2 separate regions of the Homo sapiens genome follow, and region 1 is linked to region 2. Evidence: read pairs that join two places in POLR2A ChIA-PET (ENCODE). Cell type or tissue: PC-9. All regions are shown on one strand. Each heading gives the region's core, and the rest is flanking DNA. Links, peaks and the distances in the headings are about the cores only.

Region 1 (8,345 bases), core at 258-8,257, 390 kb after region 2:
GTATTTTTAGTACAGACAGGTTTTCACCCTGTTAGCCAGGATGTGATATGCCCACTTCAGCCTCCCAAAGTGCTGGGATTACAGGTGTGAGCCACCATGCCTAGCCTAGATCAAGAAATTTTTAATTAAAAATATGAATTTAAAAGTTCAAGAAAGGCACTAGAGGGAAATGCAAGAGTTCTTAATTTCAAGGTTAATTCTTTATATTCTTATTTTCCCCAAAAGAGTATTGTATATGTAAAGTCTACAGATGAATCTTGCTCTTCAAACACTCATGTCTTATCAGTTAAGTTTAGCTAAAATGAATGTGATGTCAGGTGCCAGATGATGATGTAGTAAACAACAGACCACATATACAACAGTGGTCCCGTAAGACTTTAGTATCATATTTTTACTCTACCTAGATGTTTATATACACAAATACTTACCATTGTGTTACAACTGCATATAGTATTTAGTAGTAGAGTAACATGCTGTATAGGTTTGTAGCCTAGGAGCAATAAGCTATAAGCTTAGCACACTCTTATGTTAGCACAAGGAAAAGAAAATCGCCTAATGATGTATTTCTCAGAGCACATCTTTGTCATTCAGTGATGCATGACTGTATATCATAAGTTCTCAAAGAAATAAAACTTAAATATAAACCTTGGTCTTCAAAACATTTAACAGTATTTAAAAAGAGAGAGATTTTACCCTTATTAGTTGTATTTGTTAAAGTCCCAGTAACTTGGTTGGTATAAGGATTGTGCTCAACCATACTTGCTCAACAAAGGAAAGTAAGATTTAATAAAGTCAACAAGTTTTTAAAAAATGAGGTTTTAGAGCTAAACTGAATTTAAAAAAAAAAACAAAAACTCACAAGCTCATTTGCCCAAATTCATCCTGTAAAGTCTGTAAGACTTCTGACAACTCCTCATTAATACCGTTGGAGGAGGGAGGTGTTACTGACAACTTCTTACTTTTACCACCTCGTGAAGATACTTGCTTTGCCAAAGGAATACTGTTGATGACTCGATCATTGCACAAAGCTTTACTGTGTTGCTTCATTAGATGCAAGACAAGCTGAACATTGGCTACCACGGCATGGCTAGGGCTTGTGGACTAAAGGAAGAAAAATGATGAAAGAAGTAATTGAAGTTATATTCTCTACACCACTTTCTATTCCCTAAGCCTAGGTAAAAAGAACTCTCCACCCCCTAAAGTAGAGTATATAAATCCTAAAATTATTCTCATCATGATGTTCTTCTATTTGAAATCCTTTGATATAAATCCACTAACTATGTTTCAGAATGGAAAATAAGGCCCTACATACACATCATTGAGCTGCAACCTACATTTCCTAGCCTCATGTCCTATCATCCTCCCCTTCTCTCCATTTTGTGAACAAACCATATTTGCAGATGACATTTTTTTGGTGTATTAGCAACATTTATATCATTCTTTAAAACCCAGTTCAAATATATTATTTTTAAAGGCTTCCTTAAAACTGCCAGGTAATCAATCAGTCCATTATCAGATCACCTATAACACTTTTTACATCTCTCTCATAGCATTTATCATATTTTAATTGCTTTTACATATCTATTTCACCTATTAAACAGTGTACATCCAGGTGGTAGACACTATTGTTCATTTCTGTATCCTGGAATAATAGGAAGCACTAAATTACATGTCTATCACGTGTGTAAGAAAAACCTGATAGACTTCTCAAAGATATTTTGCTTTTGTTTTAAACACTAAACCAACAATCTCAATGTACTATTCCACTTTATAAATAGATGGCTGGGCTTACTTGGCTCCATAAATATTATTAGAAAGCATATTTAAAATGCAGGTTCCTAGGCAGCACACCAAACTCACTGCAGAGTTAGGGTTTGGAAATTTGTGTTTTCAAGTCCTCCAGTTGATTTTGATTAGCCAGATTTGGAACCACCATGCTAAGCTAAACATATGCTTTCCTTCTAATCTTAGTTTCTATTGTTAGCTAGCAAAGTGAATGCAGCAGTATTATATATCACATCCAAGTGGGAGTTTATTACATCAATGCAAGGCTGGTCCACTATTCAAAAATCAATCGATGTAACCACTATTTTGCTCGTAACTTGTAATATATATTTAGCATACTAATTGCCTATGAGTACACTTTCAATATGCAATAATTTAAAAAATTCTCGTTCTGTTATTTTTCTGATTATATTAATATGCACTTGACCCTTGAACAATGGAGGGGTTAGGGGCACCGACCACCCATGTAGTCAAAACTCTGCCATAATGAAATTTTTTTTTCCTTCAACTTTTAAGTTCTGGCGTACATGCGCAGGTTTGTTATATAGGTAAATGTGTGTCATGGTGGTTTGCTGCACAGATCAACCCATCACCTAGGTATTAACCCCAGCATCCATTAGGTACTCTTCCTGATGCTCTCCCTCCCCGTTGACCAACTCCCCCACCAAACAGGCTCCAGTGTATGTTGTTCCCCACTATGTGTCCATGGGTTCTGATCATTCAGCTCCCACTTATGTAACTGAGAACTATAATAAATTTTGCCCTAAAATGTAATAGCCTGCTGTTGACTGGAAGCATTTTTGTTTTATGTATTGTAAGCAATATTCTAAAAGTAAAGTTAGAAAAAAATATTAAGAAAATCCTAAGGAAGAGAAAGTATATTTACTATTCATTAACTGGATCACCATACAGGCCTTCATCCCCATTATCTTCACTGTTGAGTAGGCAGAAGGGTAGGGTTGGTCTTGCTGTCTCAGGAGTGGCAGAGGCAGAAGAAGTGGAGGGGGAGGCAGGAGAGGCTAGCACATTCTGTGTAACTTTACAGAAATACACTATAATTTGTCTTGACTTTTCTGCTTTTTCATTTCTCTAAAAATGTTTCTATGAGATACCAATTCTTCCACCATTTGTTTTAGTTTCAGTGATGTATCATAGAAGGGTCGATGTCGTAAAAGTCAAAAGCAGGCTGGGCGCAGTGGCTCAGCCACTGGGATTACAGTGGGATTACAGAATCCCAGCACTTTGGGAGGCTGAGGCAGGTGGATCACCTAAGGTCAGGATTTCGAGACCAGCCTGGCCAACATGGAGAAACCCTGTCTTTACTAAAAAAATACAAAAATTAGCCAGGCATGGTGGCGCGTGCCTGTTGTCCAGGTACTTGGGAGGCTGAGGTGGGAGAATTGCTTGAACCCAGGAGGCAGAGGTTGCAGTGAGCTGAGATCGTGCCACTGCACTCCAGCCTGAGTGACAGAGCGAGACTCCGTCTCAAAAAAAAAAAAAAAAAAAAAGTCAAAAGCAGTCTTGAATAATTAGAACCCTTCTGTCAGATTATCTAATGTCAACTTGTTTTCTGACATTACTTCTGTGTTGTCTTCTTCATCTTGTGGCACTGGTTTGAAAGCACTCTTATCCATCCCAGTCATCTTCTGTTAATTCCTCTATCATGGTGTCTACTGACTCTTTAATTTCTCCAAAATTCGTATCTTGAAATCCTTCACCTCCAACCTTTTTTGCCATATCTACCATCTTTTTCATGATTGGCTTTGTCATAAATCCTGTGAAATCATGCATATCACCTGGAGAGTTTTCTCCAACAGGAATTTATTATTTCAGACTTGATGGCTTTCATGACTTTTTCTATAAAAATGATGGCATCATCTTCAACTGTAATCCTTCCAGACCCTCATAATGTTCTCTCTGAAGTTCTCTTCCACAGCATTAAGAACCCTTTTTATAGTGTATGTAATGTGCCTTAGAAGTCCTTATGCTCCCTGATCCAGAGGGTGAATTAGACACACTGTGTTTAGGGACAAGTAGACTACTTCCATGCCTTTGGTGTTGAACTTCCATGCTCCTGGGTAGCTAGGGGCAATGCCTAGTATTAAAAAGACTTTAAAAGGCAGTCTCTTACTGGCAAATTACTTCCTGACTTCAGGGACAAAGGATTGATGGATCAATGTTTTTTCTAAATCCAGTTTAGAAAAAGGGTTCTCAAAGGGTCATTCTTGTTGTAAACCCAAAGACTGGCAGTTGGGTATATTTCCCCTTGAAGGCTCAGGGATTAGCAGCTTTATAGATAAGGGCAGTCCTGATTGTAAATCGGATTGTGTTTTCACAAAATAGTAGATTTAGCCCGTCTCCTCTTTCCTTAAATCCTGGTGCTGACTTGTCCTCCTTACTTATAAATATCCTTCGTGGCATCATGTTTTTCCAGAATAGGGTACTTCTGTCTGCATTAAAAGCCTGTTCAGGAAGATACCCTTTCTCCTCAATGATTTTCTTAATGGTATCTTGGGATTCATCTGCTGCCTCTTGGTCAGCAGAAGCTGCTTCTCCTATCTTGACATTTTTAAAGCCAAACCTCTAAAATTATCAAGCCATCCTTTGCTGGAATTAAATTCTCCAGCTTTAGATACCTCACCTTCCTTTTAAGTTGTCATATAATGACTTTCCTTTTTCTCAAATCATATTAGAGTCTACAAGTATGCCTTTCTTATAGCAATCCTGCATCCACATAAAAGCTGCATTTTCAATGAGATAAAAAGCTATTTTGCAAAAAGCACAAGGTTTTGGCACCTGCTAGAGTAGCTGCAGTGACAGATTCACAATTTCCTTTTTTTTTTAAAAAAAATTTTTTAAAGAGGATCTTACTCTGTTGCCTATGCTGGAGTACAGTGGTGCCATCATCGCTTACTACAGTCTCGAACTCCTGGGCTACAGTGATCCTCTTCTGTCAGCCTCCTGAGTAGCTGGGACCACAGGTGCACGCCAACATGCCGGGATCATTTTTTTTTTTTTTTTTTTTTTTACAATAGGCCTTCAGCTGGATTCATTTATTTTGAAATGGTGGACAACCGCAGCTGCAGACCTCAATCTATGGTACATATCAAGCAATGCAACTTTTTCTTGTCATGTCATGACTTTTGTCTGCTTCTTGGGAGCACTTCCACCATCATTAGTAGCACTTGATATGGGTCCCATGATATTATTCAAATTATTTACTGTATTGTGCTAAACATGATGGAAAATATGGAACTGCTAGAGAACACTTTTTACTGTGATACACAATTGACTGGAGAGATGAACTGCTCATTTGAAGATGATTAGCGTCACGTGGCATTTTAAGTGAATACTCCCAACCCTTGAGCTCATCACAATGGCAACAGAAGGTGGCTACAAAATTATCAGTCGTACAGTATGTACTACAGTTAATTTTATACAGTTATGATTTCATACTGCATCTTTATCTCTGTTTACATTTCTCTGGACTGTGAATGGCGTCACGTAGTCTGTGTGCAAATTGTTTTGATAAATTATAATTAAAAAAAACTTGTGTATATTTTATGGTAGTAAATGATAAAATGCACTAGTATTGACATAGTCAATTTTATGCATCTATGACATACCAACTTTTTCTTAACTTCTGATATTTCTAAGCTATAGTTTGCAAGTTTTTTCAAATTGCCAAAAATCTCCAAAAAATTTTCCAAGATACTTATTGAAAAAAAAAATCTGCCTGTAAGTAGACCCACACAGAGTTCGGACTCATGTTGTTCAAGGGTCAACTGTACCTTTTTCAAATGCTTGTCACCACTAATTTATTATATTCCCCATGATTTCACTGCGAATTTACTAGGGGTTTAAAATAAATAAATATAAACAAATACAAAATTCAGAAGAACATTTACTTCCCAAGATGCCAGAATAACAATCTAGTTGGAATCTAAATATAAAACCACCAGCAACACAAACAGCTTATAAAGTAGTGTCAACTAGCACAGTTTTAGGCACTTCACTCAGTACTTGATATATGACAATACAGCTTTACATTCAAGTGCTGAAGAAACTGAAGATTCAAGTGTACGTATGACTGCTTCTTGGAGAATTAGTCCTAGAAATGATCTGGATGTGAGGACAAGCAGAATGTGCTACGTGCTTATTCGAATATCTACCTATATCTAAATGTAACTCAACAGGATTGATACTAAAAATCCAATGCTACAAACATACTATTTCTTATTTCCTTGACCCCTATCTGAAACAACACCTTCTTCAACTTAGGGTCTCTGTTTTATCACTTCCTTTCCACATATACTTTATCTACTTTAAGGTATCCTCCCCATCTCTTCCTTGCTTCCCTAATCCCCAAAAACCTCCCTACATCTCATTTTCACATCACTGTGATCCACACACTGGTAAAGGCACAGAAAAATGTTCCTTCCATTTGTAGACATACTTGCAGATGCAGGGACTTAATTCAGGGATCAATGTTGTATAAAAAGAATCCGGAGTTTGACCAACTCACCTTCCCAGCTACAAATGGCATATCACCCAAGCATAATCTATAATGTGGTTGTGCACCAAAATAGTTCCTAGAACTTTTCTGAATGAAAAGAAAAGGAAAACAATTTTATTTTATTCACATGATAATAAAAACTGACTATACATGACTAACTTGAAACTTCAGTTAACTACTAGGCTACTACTTGCCTTATCTATAGTTGGCATTATGATCACAAGCCAGCTCCTAATAGTACTTGTTAGCATATATCCTAGCCTAGGAAAGGCTGGGGGGAAAAAAGCACTTGACAAAACAACAGTTACATTCTAAGTAGAAAATCAGTATACATATACACAAAACATTGTAAGAGCACAAGATAATGCAGTACTAATAATGCTAATTTTGTATGGTGTTCTGTAGTTCCAAAATGCTTATATATTTTCTCACTATCAGGATAAAAATTTAGGAGTAGGTATTACTTATCTCCACCTTCTGAATGAAGAAATTGAGAATGAAAGATTTACTCTCTCAAGGTTGTAGTACACCACACAGTTTATGGGTGTTTTGACATAAACTATACCAAGTAATCAGCATTTTGCCTGATTTGGTTCTGTCTTCACACCTTTTCTGGTGGTTTTGACTTCTTTTTTTTAATTCTTCTTGCATTGGGAACACACGGAGTTGCCTTATCTTCAAAGATAAGTCTATTTGTTTCTAGACCAGTCTGCAACTAGGAAAAATGAGAGCCTCAAGTTAATGCTGTAGAAATAAAAGCTATGACTCAGATTTCAGATGTGTCATGTAAAAAGCCTGTAAAAACCAATGGTAGTATCTAACTGAAAAACATATTACAGCTGTATAACTATGTCTTGAACCAATCTATCAACGTTTGTCAAATATTTTAAATAAATACCAGTCTCTCATTTTATCTTGACCTTCTGTTATAATTTGTCCCTTCTTCAGCGTGGAACACATTATCTCCAGTATTTGTAGTTACTCCATAAATTCTATCTAACGAGTTAAATGCAATGTATCTAACCCCAAACCATTGCTTAAATATATTCTTTTCAAAAATGGCATCTACTACATTACCAGACACAAAACAGCCGAAGAGCAGAATACATTTCTTCCCTTTCTAAAAAGCCATGCACTTACTATATAAGAAAAAGGAATTGAAAACTTATATCCAAAAAAATAACAAAAAACAAAAAACACTGGAAGCTATCAGGCAAATGTTACCAAGCCCTTTTCTCTAGAAGCTGAGTAACTATACTAATTTAAAAATAACCTATCTTCATGGTAGAAATTCCACAAGCACTAAGAATTTCAAAAAAGGACTGCTCTTTTCACTAAGCCAACTTTCAACTTTCCTTTTTAAAAAAACAAAACAAAACAAAACAAAAAACCTGTCTGGAATAGTGTTTGTTTCAAATCTGCCTATATGTACCAAAACTGTCTGCAGTTTATGAGGACAATTTGGACTGCCAGGTGCCTGTCCAGATCTCATGATTTTGGCCTTTCCAGATTGGGGAAATTCATATTTTAAAGTATTTTAAGAGTTCCCCAGGAAATTATAATGGAGCTAGAACAAATATTCAGAACCACTGGATTCCATAAAAACAGATACTAAGATTATTACTAATACTTCCCACATGAGTGCAGCTTTGGGGTAAAAAATCTATTCCATGACAAAGGAATACAGGAATCTCTACCCTCAGGAAGCATCTATACACTCCAAACACACCTAACATTGCTTTATATATAGTAAATTGACTAGACACAATTCAATGAACAGGAAATTACTACTCTAGAAGACTTATGATGCCAATGAGTGTAAACAGTATACAAGAACTTTTTTTTGAGTATTTTAACTTCCAGTTTATTTATTCTTCCCAGCAGCTGTATATTTCTGTGCTACAGTTTTAAAACATTTTAAAGCACTTTCATTATTTTTTATTCTCATTTGATCACACCAACACCAAGATGCAAAATGCAGAACACTGTTTTTTTTTTTTTTTTTTGCTCTTGTTGCCCAGGATGGAATGCAGGTGGTGTGATC
Region 2 (8,345 bases), core at 291-8,290:
ACTAAATACTCTATTTTTTTTTTAAGCAAATTGAGTATGTAACTCTGTCTCAAAATATGCAGTACATGTCTCAGCCTTAAACTTGTTCCCCTGTGCTTTTAGATAATAATTTTTTGAAATGTGTTTGGAAGTCTTTGGGGGCCTAAGTTTAGAAAGCTAGAAAGACATTCTCATTGCCTTTGTTGTTCCAATCTGTTGTTCTGTAATTTCTGGACTTGGATCTATCATTTGACTGAAAAGGATAAAAGGTCCAAGAGTGAAAAGAAATGGGTTAAAGAGAGGGAACAACCAGCCAAAGCAGTGGCAGCCAGCACCCGAGGGGGGTGGCTGCAGCTGGGCTCTGCCCAGCTGCAGGTGTGGAGGAGGAAGTGCAGGAACGAGCCCAGGACCCATTTCCAGGTGGCAGCAGGGTTCAGTGGGCTTAATTAACCGGTGAACTGCTCATGAGGTCGGTCTGTCTCTACCTTTCTACACCACACTGAACAAGCCACTGACCATTTCCTGCCTCGGATTTCCTCAGCCCCAAAGAGGGGACAACAATGTGTATTCGTCAGAGAAATTACTGGCCACTGTCTCATTCAGAAGCTGCCCCTAGAAGTGTTAGTAAAGACTTTTAAAAACATGAAACAAAGCAGAGAATTAAAAATAACAGGAAGTGGAAGAGAGAGCACACTATGATCTGAAATCTTCTGTGTTATATGCTGGTGTTAAAGAGGTCGTGAGGCCTTGATGAAGATTTGTTACTTGGAAGGATGTCAGTGCTGGGGACCTGCTCTCTGTGAACCCAGCAACCTGCCCCAGCATTTCAAGGGGCATACAGTCCACTCAGATGATTTATTTCTGAGTTGGAATTACCCCATTCCCCAGCCCACCCTCTTTTCAACTTTGTACAAATGTAAGTGGCCAATTCACTTTACTACACAAATGACTCATGATTTCATGAGCTGCAAGCAGCAGTTTCTTAAGCAGCTTTCCCATATTCCTAGTGCAAGAAATGGACACACAGACATCTCTTATGGGCTAGATCTTTTTAATTTGTGAAGCAAAGAAAGTGAGGGAACCACTGGACCCAATCTCAAGTATCCAAGGTCAACTAGACGAGGCACATGGCCAATTTCCAAAGACACATGGTTCTTTCCTAATCCTCAGCCTCTACTTCCTCACTGGATCTGAGTTCAAATCTCAGAAAGGTCAGAGCATGTGCATTTTTGGCATTTTTAAACAAATGGATGCAATTAAGAACTTGAGGAAAGGGTGACTTTCTATAGTTTTCAGCATACATCAGCTACTTGACAACTTCTACTAAAATAGAGCTGCTTTCAGAGGGTAATGTGAGTAGCCAATCACTGCCACTCAGGACAAAAATGTTGGCCAATGACCTAGAAGTAAGTGTGTGGTGTATTTCGCATGACTATAAGTGCTTCTCATTAGGAAAATAATGGCATCAGTTCCTGGAGTTTTCTTGGTTATTTAAACCTCCTGCTTTGGAGTTGAGTTCATGGTTTACCAACATCAGCAAGTGTTTCCTATTTTGTTGTACATGATCACCAAAGGAATAGGAGGCAATAAAGGAAATGAGAACTAAAGGTTCTAGAGAGATTACATTCTTTATCACATTTAATCTTTATAAGAACCCCCAAAAGTTGGTGTTCTTTCCTCCATCTTACAGATGTTTTGAAAACTGAAGCTCTGAAAAGTTACGTAACTTGGATCTACAGAGCTCTAAGAGGACGTGCTAAGATTTGAATCCAGAATTTCGTGACTCAAAAACGTTTTCTCCACAATATCAGTTTACCAGAATAACCTAGGCATGGCCTCAAAAGACCTATATTAGAAATTAGCTATATCCTAGTTCTAAGGAAGTATTCATTTTTTATTATTCAACTGTTAAAACTGCACATATATTATATTCCATAGAAATTCTGAGCATCAATAATAGGAGATACTTTCACTATTTGTATATATGTATATGTATATTTGTGTATATATACATACAAAATATATTTTACAATTGTCTCTTTGTTCCAAGAGTGGGAAGGAAAATAATTAGAATTTGTAGTTGGGCATTTGTGTCCACTTTAACCTGATCCATTCTGTCTAACTTTTCTTTGCAAGCTCTCAAATTCATTGTTAGCCTATCTGATCCTGTCGTCTGGAGACTGCCAAGTATTTCACATCTTACCCAGGGAACCGACCACTTTTAAGGGAGGGAGGGCACTCTTTACTGACTTTTCCTAATTTAAATTCATTGAAAATTGTTAATTTTAAGGGCAAAGACAAGGCAATGCATCTGTAAAGAGCTCTGTCACTTTTCTCCAAGTGATGACTAATGGTGGGGAACTTAAAACCTTATCCTTGGTATCTTTTGGAGTCCAGACAATTCAGTGGTCTCCTGGGATGAGTAAATATCAGCCCGTTCCCAGGAAGATTAACTAGTAAGATGATGTAGGAAAAGCTGCTACTTTTTAGAGGGCTATACTTAAACTGCCATCTACACTTCTTAAGGCAGAATCTCAGATAGTTTACTTCCATATGGGATGCTATGATTTCTAGAAAGAAAGGATATTTTATACAGTTATAAGAGTAACAGTGGTTTCTTTCCAAGATGTTAAATTTGGTCTCAAGGTTAGTGTTTGTTAATGTAATGTAATTACTGGTCTTTAAAAGATCATAAAGTAGAGTAGAATTAGGAGACCTGAATTAGGGCTCTCCATTACTGGGCGTATAGTTGTAGGTAAATTCCCAGTTTCTTTACCTGTTGTGCAGGTAGCAATACCTATCCATATTCCCTCATAGCCTCACATTTTTAAAATAGGAAGAATGCTGAAGTACTTTGAAAGTTCTAAGAGCTCCAATGGGGTCCTGTAGCACATGGGCTTTGTAGTCAGAAAGCCCCAAATTCAAAACTTAGCTTTTCTACTCTTTTCCTGTGTGGGTCAGTTTTCTAAACTCTCTGTATCTTGGTCACCTCACCTGTAAAATAGGCTAAAAATAGTTCCTACCACATATGATACTTGTGAGGACCAGATGGGCTCTTGGTATGCTTGAGTTGAAAAGGCTCATAGAGTTTATGTTACCCATTCCTCCTAATTGTAAGATGAGGAAACCGAGGCCCTGGCTGGTAGAGTGTCTTACCCAAGTTCATTCATCAATAATTTTTGAGTTATACCAAGCAATTTGCCTGCAGAGATTCAATGTTGCTTAAATTACCATGTTGCCTCAATTCTTAGGAAGACTTCTTTTTAATTGAGAGGTCTTCTTGCTCCTTTATGTCAGAAGGAATGGTCACATTGCTGACTTTTTCTTGTTTATGGACTGATGACTCATTTATGAGTTATCTAAACGTCTTGTTCCTTCTTTCTCTCTTCTGCCGTCTCTATCATGGGACTATTTTCTTTCTGCTAGCACTTCTACTAGAGATTGTGAAAGGGTGGTGACAGTGAATTAACTCCTTGTTAGCAGCCTTGTCTCTTGAGAGGAGGCTCACCCACTGCTGCTGACTGATAAGATGATGACAATCTCTGCTTCCTAAAAAATCTTCTCTACTATTAAGTTGGTGCATAAGTCATTGCAGTTTTTGCCATTACTTTGCCTTCCAGATTGCCTCTTGCTTCTCTCTGCTCTACTTGCTCCTTCTTTGCTGGATCCTCTTCCTGGGTAAACCCTTAAATGTGTTACATTCTTTAGGATCTGTCCTTGTCTGTCTTTGATTCTGCCTGCTCTTCTCGGTGATCGCAGACACTCTTGTGTCCTCAGTTACCATCTATCTGACACTGGCTCCTAAATCCATTATCTTTAACTTAACTTTCTCACTTAACTGCCAGATCTCATTGCCTCTTGAATATCTCTGCCTGTTTCCCACAGGTACTTCAAAAATTGTATCCACAAATGAGATTACGAGTCCCCCTTCCACACACACACACACACACACACACACACACACACACACACACTTTGTCTTCCTTTTATAGCCTAAATTAATCAAGCATTCTCAGCTCCTTGCCCAAGTTCCATATCTATCCAGTTTTCAAATCATTTTTATTTTATCTTGAAATATCTCTTGAACCCAGCACATCGCTTTCCTATTTTACTGATACAGTTGCGTCAGTTCAGCACTCATCTTTTTTCACCATAGCTTCCTAACTTTTCTCTGTGGCCTAGTTCTCTCCATTCTATCTAATCTTCCCTCTGTATTCTGCCACAGATAACTTTCAAAACTGAATTTTATCTTTGTTGATCTTCTATTAGGAAAAATGTTAGATCCTCAACTAGTGCTTAAAGACGAATCCAAACTATTGTAATATATTAGCAATTTCCAGGATTAGAGCTCCAACCCCTTTCCATCTGCTCCACTAGGTACCCTGTGGGCCCCTGTGATTCATTTACAATAAACTTGTCACATTTCCTCAAGTACTTGCCTGACATCAGATGTGTGACATCCTCAAAGACGCCCCCATACCTCTGATCTTCCCTTCTCTTACAACTACCCCTTGGGCCCCTGCAAGTCAGTATTTCATTCTTATTTTTATATTATGATATCTTTTTACATCTGTCTCACCCAACAGACTTTGAGCTCATCAAATTGGATAACAGGCTTTTCTTTTTTTTTTTTTTTAATTTCAAAGACCCTATCACATTGGACAATGTCTTCCACTCAAAAGGAATTCAGTAAATAGTTGTTGAAGTAATGTACTTACGACAATTATTAAGATCAGAGGAATATTGTTTATCATTCAATGTTTATAGTTAAATATTTGATTTTTGATAACCATTTACTGAATAATTCACCTAACACCCCATAAACTAATTAACAAAGAGTGTCTTCATAAATGGTGTTGATATCACATCAAGATGCTAACAGTGTAAAATTAGGATTTTAAAAATATGTATGTACCTTTAAGGCTTCTGTGACTTTTAGGTTTCTCTAAAGTTTATTTAACTTTAATCCACTTAAATTTCTTTAAAAGTTAACCATTATACATAAGGTAATCTGACTCCAAATTTCTGATTATTATATAAAATCCAAAGATAGGTAAGGATATAAATCTAAATGTAGTCCAATAAATGGACAGAAAAATGTCAGCTTCACATGTAGTTTATGGAAGTAGTGCATATATGAAGCCACAGAAAAGGAAGAGACAAAGGAATTTCAAATTTTGGAATTTATAATTAACAATTATATTCACATATGCTATAGAGTAAAATAGTGTGAAAAGTTGAACAATATATCTATATATTGGTTTTATAAAAGTATCATGGTATGCAGTTAATTGTTGAACACTATGCTTAGAGATAAGAAAATATTAATAATATTTATAGTAACATTTATTGGGCACTTACTCTATGCTCTATGCTAGGTGCTGTGCTAAGTACATCATATGCATAATTTAATCCCCCCAATATCTCTTTGACACAGTTCCTCTTGTTACTCCTGTTTTCCAGATGAGTAAATAATTCTTAGAAAGAGTGATTGACTTGTCAGAGGACTTAACAAGTTTTAGAGCTGTTTGAACATAGATCTGATGTGTTGTTCTATATTAAATGAATGAATACCTTTTAGGTATCTCAATTCTATACTAATTAGTAAGTAACTGATAAATCATTTGGTAAATTTCTATAAACTGTGTTTTGGACATATCTAAAATGATAAGGCAGGTGGGCACAGTGGCTCATGCCTGTAATCCCAGCACTTTGGGAGGCCGAGGTGGGCAGATCACCTGAGGTCAGGAGTTCCAGACCAGCCTGGCCAACATGGTGAAACCCCATCTCTACAAAAATACAAAAATTAGCCAGGCGTGGTGTCGGGTGCCTGTAATCCCAGCTATTTGAGAGGCTGAGGCAGGAGAATCGCTTGAACTCAGGAGGTGGAGATTGCAGTGAGCCAAAATTGTGCCACTGCACTCACTCCAAACTGGGCGACAGAGTGAGACTCCGTCTTAAAAAATAATAAAAATAAAATAAAATAAAATGGTAAGGCACATTTTGTAGTCATTATTGAGAACAAAAGAAAAGCAAAATTAACTGAGAATCTTTGAAGTTAGGTATTGTTAACTACTGATTGTCTAAATCCACCACTTCAGTTTGTTTTAAAGTCTGCTTTTCTATCAAAATTTTGAACATTCACCGTAAAGTATGCCTCCAGAAATGACCACTAATATATTATTAAACTATTCTTAACTATTCCATGCATAGTGGGAGATATTGAGGTCTATTGCTTGATATAAGAAATTAAACTGTATTTCTTCTTTCTTTTCCTGCTGGAGGGTAATTTACAAAATAATCGATAGTTTCGTGGCACTGTTAAAGTGGAAATGCACTCAAAATAATTACAATTAAAGGAGCCTACAGATTTTATAATGCCCAGGTTAATTATCTTCAGAATATCTGCCCAATACAGTATGTTACAGGATACCAATAAAGAATACAATTATTTTTTTCTTGATACTTTGCTTTTTTGTTTGTTTGTTTGTTTGTTTGTTTGTTTTAGAGATGGAATTTCACTCTGTCACCCAGGCTGGAGTGCAGTGGCGCCAATCTCCGCTCACTGCAACCTCCGTCTCCCAGGTTCAAGCGATTCTTCTGCCTCAGTAGAGACAGGTTTTTACCAGGTTGGCCAGTCTGGTCTCGAACTCCTGACCTCAAGTGATCCACCTACCTCGGCCTCCTAAAGTGCTGAGATTACAGGCGTGAGCCACTGCACCCAGCCTTTCTTGATATTTGATCCCTAGAGTCCAATGCATAAGTAGATGAAGATGGAGCTGCTTTTATTATAAAATTTGAGGGATGTGAAGAAGGTACCCTTGTCCCAAAAGACTGCCCCCCCACCCCCCACCCAAAAAAAGTTACAGGTTTTCAAAGTTTTCAAGTCTTTGGTTGCTCTCTGTGAACAAGTAAATATCCCTGGGAGCACTAACCCCTTATGTCTTTTGTCACACACTTAAGTAATCAAACTGGGAAGATGACAAAAATGCAAATTCTTAGGGGTACTTCATAGATTCTGATTTGATCATTCTGGAAGGAGACTGAGAAACTGCATTTTAACAAGCACTTTGATGATTCTGATGCAGGAGGTCTTCTGGACCACATTTTGAAAACTCTTAACAGATAACTGACACATCGAGTTGTTAACAAACTGGTAAGTTACATTTCTCTAAATGTGTCCTTCATTTCCAGAAGTTGTTATTGGTTTTTATTTATGCTGTCTATTTCACTGAAGATTTTTCCATTCATATCCTGTATGATTTTTTTTTAATTTCTTTAAGTTGGACTTCACCTTTCCCTGGTGCCTCCTTGATTAGCTTAATAATTGACCTTCTGAGTTCTTTTTCTGGCAATTCAGAGATTTTGTCTTGGTTTGGATCCATTGCTGGTGAACTAGTGTTATCTTTGGGGGGTGTTAAAGAACTTTATTTTGTCATATTACCAGAATTAATAAACTAGTAAGTTAACAAACTCAAAATTCATCTCATTTAATATATCATCCAGGGTTAGCCCTGCCTTAATTCTCAGGTTTACCTGAACTTTATTACTTCAAGTATCTCTACATGAAATAAATGAAACAAGAGTTCCTCAAGTGACTGTAACAACTAAAGAAAAATACTTCTGTTTGTTTCCAAATGGTTCTTTTTTAATAGTCCCAGAAATCAATGCTGAAATGCTAAAACATTAGAGCAGAATGTACAAAACGTTCTTGAATTATATTTCATTCTTGGGTGCCAGGCACACTGGGTTTGTATCTCACAACACTGAAATAATAAAAAGCAGGTGCCCTGTCAAGTTGCTTTTGTAATTGGGAAGCTAGGAGGTGATGTATTTTGCTAAGAATTTTGACAGAATAACCCCATTGGAGGAGTCTAATGCCCTTATTATAGGCTGAATAAGATAGAGTTTGGGAGGGGACATAGTACTTGAGAATACAGTAGATGAAAAATTAGACTAATAATACTTTTTATGACTTACAGAAAATAAATCTTTTTTAAAATCACTGCAGCAAAAAATGTGGCCTGTTGCTAAGAAGAGTTTGTTCCATATGATGGAGACTCTGAGTTTGGGAGCTTAGAAAAAAACCCAGCAAGTGTGTTAGTATGGAGAAAACAGGAAGACAGCTTCCTCTCTGAATATACACCATTTCCTGGAGAGGAAGTGAGGGCTTAAAAAAAAGTTCTTTGTTGGCTCTGTAACAGAGAGGCATCTATTTAGTGATGACCGTATATGTTTACACAAGCCAGGATATAGATCTTAAAAACAGTAAAGCCTTGAAAGTGCCTTCTTTATTCGATAATGGCAAGATGCAGAGCCCTTGGATTAGTTGGTGTGATATCTGTTGTATTTTGTAATCATCACTG

What was found. ChIA-PET counts read pairs that join two places held together with the same protein. Peaks named below come from ENCODE experiments on the same cell type or tissue, not always from the same donor. Only the 100,000 strongest peaks of a DNase experiment are listed, where the experiment ranks them.
Region 1: POLR2A ChIA-PET joins it to region 2 with 5 read pairs; 2 of 35 experiments call an interaction of 5 or more read pairs at or near these places.

What each region holds. Positions count from the first base shown.
Region 1 is chr11:95,820,542-95,828,886 of GRCh38, reverse strand. It overlaps CEP57 (centrosomal protein 57), which reads right to left. Exons shown (of 11, transcript NM_014679.5): 7 at 6,909-7,016; 8 at 6,311-6,388; 9 at 860-1,101. Among named protein-coding and RNA genes, the nearest start is that of CEP57, 34 kb to the right of the region's middle. In PC-9, for the core only: no CTCF peak of the experiment used is centred there; no DNase peak of the experiment used is centred there.
Region 2 is chr11:96,207,717-96,216,061 of GRCh38, reverse strand. All of the region lies in intron 1 of MAML2 (mastermind like transcriptional coactivator 2), which reads left to right. Among named protein-coding and RNA genes, the nearest start is that of MIR1260B, 130 kb to the left of the region's middle. RefSeq lists an enhancer at 583-652. In PC-9, for the core only: no CTCF peak of the experiment used is centred there; DNase peaks (open chromatin) are centred at 3,341 and 8,181; H3K27ac peaks cover 4,728 bases.